2 separate regions of the Homo sapiens genome follow, and region 1 is linked to region 2. A link is a contact called in ENCODE Hi-C data. All regions are on one chromosome and are shown on one strand. Each heading gives the region's core, a stretch centred on a gene start or an enhancer-like site at or near the end of the contact. The rest is flanking DNA. Distances are from core to core; before and after follow the strand shown. Region 1 holds the start of OXCT1 (3-oxoacid CoA-transferase 1). Region 2 holds the start of RAD1 (RAD1 checkpoint DNA exonuclease).

Evidence for each region. A loop is a pair of places that touch in the nucleus more often than their neighbours do. Pooled maps may share reads with other maps.
Region 1: a pooled map shows a loop between it and region 2 (9-fold over the local background). The contact joins the promoter of OXCT1 here to the promoter of RAD1 in region 2. A Hi-C loop is called at or near these places in 4 of 50 pooled maps.

Annotation. Positions count from the first base shown.
Region 1 is chr5:41,869,068-41,872,390 of GRCh38, reverse strand. OXCT1 (3-oxoacid CoA-transferase 1) reads left to right here and starts at 1,966. Exons shown (of 17, transcript NM_000436.4): 1 at 1,966-2,110. The coding sequence starts at 2,033. It overlaps OXCT1-AS1 (OXCT1 antisense RNA 1), which reads right to left and starts at 2,361. Exons shown (of 3, transcript NR_046635.1): 1 at 2,199-2,361; 2 at 2,009-2,100; 3 at 150-1,625. It overlaps LOC102723752 (a long non-coding RNA gene), which reads right to left. Exons shown (of 3, transcript XR_925956.4): 1 at 2,789-3,323. RefSeq lists enhancers at 1,370-1,419, 2,250-2,329.
Region 2 is chr5:34,913,618-34,917,070 of GRCh38, reverse strand. RAD1 (RAD1 checkpoint DNA exonuclease) reads left to right here and starts at 1,567. Exons shown (of 6, transcript NM_002853.4): 1 at 1,567-1,655; 2 at 2,110-2,376. The coding sequence starts at 2,179. It overlaps BRIX1 (biogenesis of ribosomes BRX1), which reads right to left and starts at 1,360. Exons shown (of 10, transcript NM_018321.4): 1 at 1,174-1,360. The coding sequence starts at 1,332. It also overlaps a transcript of TTC23L not described here. RefSeq lists enhancers at 772-1,377, 952-1,851, 1,872-1,931, 1,378-1,983.

The DNA of each region.
Region 1 (3,323 bases), core at 717-3,216, 7.0 Mb before region 2:
ATATTTGCCAGAAACTGCCTTTCAAAGCAAGTGGGAAATATCCTTACTAGTTCGGAAAAGTTCAGATATTTAAAAGAAGTAAAATTTTGCACACCAATTAAAATTGAAGTGCCTTTGTGTAACTAGAAGTGAAATCAGCACATAAGAACTTTTTTTGTAATTTGTAATCTAATTTATTCAAGTTGAAGAGACTTGCACATTATTTAAAAAGTATAAAATGAAGTCACAGTCATCAAAAATACAGTACAGTGTGTTTTGACCATACAGTAATTAGGGTGATTTTCTCAGGAGACTTAGTCACATAGCATGCAACATTTAAAATGTGTCTTCCTCAGCCAAGAGCAACAAAGTGAGACCAGCCAAGAGTCAGTCATATGACCACCGGCAAAGTTGCCAATGCAGTTTTTCCATTTCATGTGCCCTGTGGAAGGGCAAAAGTGGAAAAGCAGACCCAATCGCAATGGGCAAAAGTGGAAAAGCAGACTCAATTGGAATGCTAGTTTTTTTCACATTGTGTAAGTTAAAGGTACAACAGCTGCTATATGCTAAATTATCACTAGTTATGGGACTTTAGTTACAGTACTTGAATTTCCCCCCAATCCAACTTCTTAAAATGTGTTGAAATACCAACTAGCAATAAGTTAATTTCTCCAGTGTAATTGAATAGTCTAACTTGGTATCTTACTCCTTAACTGATTTTGACTAAAATTATAATATTTACAGGAAAAAAAAAAGTTCAGAGTTAAAAGAATACCATGAAAGGGCAAATGATTTTATGGACAAACTTTGAACTGCATCTTCACTGTTCATTACCTTACTGTATTTGCTAAGGAAGCTAAGATCTCATTTAATTTTTGTGTGCTTTGCTTTGGTTCAAAACTAACATCACATTCTCAGAACTTGGTCAGGCCTTAATCAAATAAAATGCTATTGAGCTTCCACTTGGTCTTTCCACTCTGCTAAGTGCAAAGACAGTTCTGGAGAAATCAGTCGTGGCTCATGTCCTCAAGGAGTTGGTCAAAAGACAAGGCTTGGCGAATATGTACGTGCCATGTCAATGAACTGCTACAATGGAATAAACTTATAATAATGCCTAACATTTATTGACTCCTCATAATAAGGCCATAAACTTTGCATGAATTAACTCATAGAAACGTTATGACGTTGTATCACAAGCAATCCTAATTTGCAGATGAGGACACTGAGGCTTAGGGAAGTTATCTAACTTGCCTAAGGTTAAAGCAATATACTGCTTTTATGGTTGCATCTTTAGTAATCTCTGGGGTTGCTGGGACTCCAGTGCGAGAAAGAGCCCGAAATTCGCAAACTTGGATGATGGGGAAGAAAAGGTGTGCTAAACTCAGGTCACAGAGGTCCAGTCTTAATCTTGTTCCTCTGCAAGCCTTGTTGCTCACACCTCTTGACCGACAGTTCGAGGCAAGTGCTCACAGCAAACTTACTCTATGTAAGCCAAGGCCAGATGTGGGGAGAAGGGGCTGAGAAATGTTAGAAACGTGAACGCAGTCCAGGCGGGAGAAGAGAAGGGGGCCTCGAGGGGTGCCCCTATGCAGCCCACACACACGCCAGGCACTAACTTGGAAAAGCAACAAGCTTGGCGGGAGATCCTCCCGCGGCCGGAGGGCCCTGAACCCTAGGCCAAGACTCATCCACAACCTAGGGGGAGGCGGCCACCAGCGCCCCATCGAAGCTAAAGGGCTGACAGAAGGGCTGTAGCGGCAAGTGTGCGCCAACACAGCTGCACACGCCCAGACACCTGAGGCGCTGAGAGGAACTTCCCCGCGATCCGCCCCGGCTGCACAGAGCCTCTTCTCCCCGCCGGGGCCCCGCCCAGCCTCACTTCTTTTAAAAGCAGCAGCCAGCAGCGCGCCGGTGGCGTGCGGCTCGAAAGGCCGGGAGGACGTCATCGACGCGCTGTCGAGCCTCCAGCCCGCCCGGGTTTCCTTCGCAGTCGCGCACCGACGCTCAAACGCGCGCTCCAACCCGCAGCCTCCTCCTGCCTCACCGCCCGAAGATGGCGGCTCTCAAACTCCTCTCCTCCGGGCTTCGGCTCTGCGCCTCTGCCCGCGGATCTGGGGCAACCTGGTACAAGGTAAAGTGCGGGGGAAGAGGAAGGCCATGGGCAGGAAGAACGTGGACCAAACCCTGAGTGGTGCCCGCGTTTTCTTCTCTGCCCCTACCCGCTCTCTCCAGCCTGGGATCTGGCATCCGTGGCGCGGTGCCCTGGTCACGGACACGCGGCGACGCGTTCCTGGCCTCGCCGGCCCCTCGGATGACCGCCTTTGCTTGGTTCTGCAGTCGCTTCCCTGATGGAGCGAGACGCGATAAAGAAGCGCGCGGAGAGGCTGAGAAGGGGCGGGAGGACTCCTGGCAGCGCTCCCGAGCCCTTTGGCGCTCGTCGGCTTCCCTCCTGGCACCCGCCCTTGGATAGGGACTCTGAGGGTCTGAACGGGGGGAGGAGGGCGCCAGTATATGGAGGTTTAGGAGTGAGGCAACAGCGGGTAGGTTTGCGCCCCCGATGTTGGATCTCTGGGCAGAGGAACCTCTAGAGGCCCAGAACCTGAGGCTGGGTTAGCCATGGCTCTGCTCGAGTTCACCGGGGCTGGATGCCGGGTGCGGCGGGTGTGGAATGCCGCTCCCATCCTCTCCTCCCTATTTGGCTCTGCTGCCCCGTAGACTGGAGCGCTCGCCAGGGCGTCTTGCCGGCCAAGCTGGGAAACCATCCGAGGTGTGTCCCTGGCCCGCGCCTGGGCTGCAGGGGAGGACAAACCTTTCTCTCGAGGCCCCTCGTATCCGGGTTAGGGGCTTTCGGTTTTCAGAGCCCTTTGAAATCCTTTTTGTGCCCCACTGCCGACTCTCCACCGAGTGGTATCCGGAGGCATTCCCACCGTGGACTGACTTGTGGTTTTGCCTTATGCACTGTCCTCGCTTGTAAGCCCACCCCTGTCTGGAGCCCTAGGAGCGAATTACAGGACCAGAGCGCCAGGTCCAGGAGGGTGGCTTTATCCCCGCCGTCTCAATCGCGGGAGCCTCTTCCTTGGTATTCAGTAATAGGTCTGAGCTTGACAGCGTGCCATGCACACGGTGCTTACTCCTGAAGCGTGCCTGCCTGGCCCCATTGCTCTTTCCTGCATCCAATCCCTGACCGCTGAGAACACAGAGGAGCCACTGAGCTCCTTCGGTAGGTGCTAGGGAATGGTTCAGAACTGGACCATTTTACTCTTAAATGCCTCTTAGGAAGCATTTTTATAACTGCAGATAGACTTGGATATATAAAGCATTATTAAAAGGGAACTTGACCTTCA
Region 2 (3,453 bases), core at 318-2,817:
GCTAAATCCTTCATGATTCTTTATCTTATTATACTAGGGTAAAAATAATCTATATCTCCTGCACTTCCATAGAATGTATCGAAGTATGGCTCAGATTATAGATACTACCTAGCTCAAGGGAAGAGTGAGAACACTAACATTTACTGGAAGTGTACAAGTCCAGCTTATTTTTCATAAAAAGTAAATATTCCCTCCCCCTGCCCCCCAATCTGCAGGTCAGAAAAGAGCACAGAATGTTGCTGTTAATAACGGGGCTAGAATTTACACTTATCTTTCATTCCACAGAGCTCACTTCTTTCTTAGAGCTTGCCATCACACCACACGGGGTCATTTACTTATCACCTACTCCGCGCTAGAGTACTATGCTAAGTGCGGAGGACGCAAAAATTAATGTCAAAGATAATCCTTGTTCACAGTATTCTGTCTAGCTTAAGAAGAGTTCTTAGTTGAATGAAAGCTAATTCTAACAACTTGTGTGCACTTCTTTTGAATAAAAACCATCAACTTATTTGAATTCTTAAGTTTCCTCCTAAACTCCAACATTTCAGGAGGAAGAGGTCACATTCTAGTCATCTTTGCAATCTCAAACCCAAAGGAAGCCTAACTTGGTACAGTGCATGGCACATTCAATGTCTGTTGAATACAAGTAAAGCTCATACTACCTAGTCTATTTTTCAGTATCTCTTGAGTTAATGACCTGGTTAACAAGTCAGAGTCACAGTCCCAAGGGCAACAACTTTTTAAAGGCTCCCCTAACGTACTTCAGGATCCCTGACTGAGAGTGGCTGACTATGGCAGTATATGGGCATACTAATCACTGGAGAAATAATAGCGAGAAATAACCAAGGAAAAGCACTACTCTCCAAAAACATTAAAAAAAAAAAACAACTGAACAACTAGTAAGAAAGAACGCTGGATCTGAGCACCCTGTAAGTCGCTTCCCCGTGGGCCGGGTAAAGGTTTTAAAACCCGCCGCCTCCAGGAAGACGGCCACGTGCACAAGGATTAGCTGCAAACTCCGTGCCCAGTCTGGCCGGGAGAATTGCTAAAACCGACCTACCGTTAACACCCGGGCTACTCTGAAATTAAGCAAGGCTGTAGTCAAGTAAGTAACCCAAGAAAAGGCGCACAGAGCCGCCGCCGCAGGTGTAGCCCGGGGACATCCCCTCCTACCTTGCAAACGGGGCCTGGGATCCGGTCCCTCTCTTCTTCCTCCACCTCCTCTGCTGTGGCGTGCCGCTTAGCTGGCGGCTCCGCATCTATTTCGTTTCTTTTTGGCTTCTTCGCCTGAACTGCAAAGCCTCCACGCCGTTTCCTCTTGGTTGCCGCCATCTTGCCTCGCCGCCCGCGCTCTTGGCCTCCTTTCCGGCGCTGCCGCTCGCTCCTATTTCCGATCTCTATGGTTCGGCGGCTCTAAGCGCTCAGCTCCGCGGTCGTCCTCCAGGTCTGTGCCGCCTCCTTCCGGTCTCGGTGGCGCGGCACGCGCGGCTCTCTAGGCCTCCTTCAGCTCTGTGGTGACGGTGGCCGAGGTGGAGGGCCGGTCTGAAGAGTGGCGGGACTGGCTTCACTTCCTCCGCGGTTCCTCGGAGCCGCCTCGCTCCTCTTCAGGGACTTTGCTGAGAAGGGCTCTCGGGCGTCCAGACCCCACCGCAAAGGTAGGGTTTCCGCACTCGGGGACCCCGAGACTAGTAAGCGATGCTGTCCCGCGGGCGGGCTGGTGAATGGGGTTGTCTGGGACTCTTGGAGGATTATCTGGACACTCCGGGCCCGCCCCGCCATCGCCTGTTTTGTTGGAGGCGGGGCTGGTGGCGCGGGCTGCACAAAACCGACTCCCCGCGGATTTGTAGCTCCTGTTTGGCCGGGAGATACCGTGTCAGTTGCGTGTCTTCATTCTTCACAACTTTTCACGTTATTGTCCTCTTACGGAGACGAGGAAACCGTAGCTTAGATAATTTTCCTCCAGAATTACAAAGATAGTTAAGTGACATAGGTGGGGTTCGGCCTGGTCAGCCGTGTTCAGCCTCCCAGCCCCTTTCCACCTCTCAGCGCAGGTGGAGCTCGCCGGACCTCGCCAGCACTGATGGGAGTTTTACTGTCTAATCCCTTCAGGTGTTTGGCGATCCGCCGAGAAGTTGTTGGCCCCAGGAGCATCCCTCGGGGCCGAATGCGCAGTGGACGATGCCCCTTCTGACCCAACAGATCCAAGACGAGGATGATCAGTACAGCCTTGTGGCCAGCCTTGACAACGTTAGGAATCTCTCCACTATCTTGAAAGCTATTCATTTCCGAGAACATGCCACGTGTTTCGCAACTAAAAATGGTATCAAAGTAACAGTGGAAAATGCAAAGTGTGTGCAAGCAAATGCTTTTATTCAGGTATGGAAGTAGGCGCCTTTAAGCCTGTGCCATAGATACTCTAAATGTAATTTAATGAAATCGGAAGGTTTCAGTAGACAAAATAACTTAATAGTCATAATAACTTGTCAATAGTCATAATAAATAACTTAATAAATAAATAATAGTCTTAAGTTAGAGAACAAAACGTCATTACTTGAATTTTTTTTCTCTCCCGGTAACAAATTCTTTTCCCATCTTGTTTTACAGAGATAATGGTTAGTAATGACTAAAGTTTATTAAACTAGGCTATTGGCTAGGCTACAGTCTTCTTATTGTTTAACTTATTTAATCTTAACAATAGTCCTGTAAGGTAGGTTCTGTTATTATTCCCGTTTTATATATGTGGAAACGAGGCACAATTTTAAGTGATTTGCCAACAGTCCCACAGCTGGTAAGTGGCTGAATTGGGATAAGAACGCTGAATATTTGTTTCCAGAATATATGCTCTTTTTTCCACTGCGATATGCTATTACTAAAGAGTATTTTTTTCCTTTACTGGTTGTAATAGAATTTTTGTTCTTCCAAAGTAATATTTGTGTGGTTCAGATAGGATTGCAAGTTCAACTAAGCGTTTTTTAACACGTAAGTGCACAGCATGATCTCAGGGATAGAGAGGTAAATAAGACACGGTTCTTGTCCTCATGCAGGGGCATGGTATGGTGGCTCACACCTGTATTTCCAGCTGCTCAGGAGACCGAGGCTGAAGCACGAAGATCGCTTGAGCTCAGGCATTAAAGACCAGCCTGGGTAATCATAGTGAGACCCCCGTATCAATAAAAAATCATAATAAAAGTTGAAACTAATGTTGCTCATGCATTATCAAGTCATTCGTCTATTTTCCAAGTGACCTTAGCAGTAGTGATAGGCACAAAAACGAGACAAGGGAGAGTCACAGAGGGATAGTTTTAGATCCAGGAATGGAGATAAGGATGCTTCAAAGGATGTCTCTAAGATGTTTTGATTGCTAATCAGAAATTATTCTCATGGGATTAGCACAGTATTGTATTTTTTAAACGTATAAAGTGAAATCTAGGACCTTATATTATTAGTTTTTAT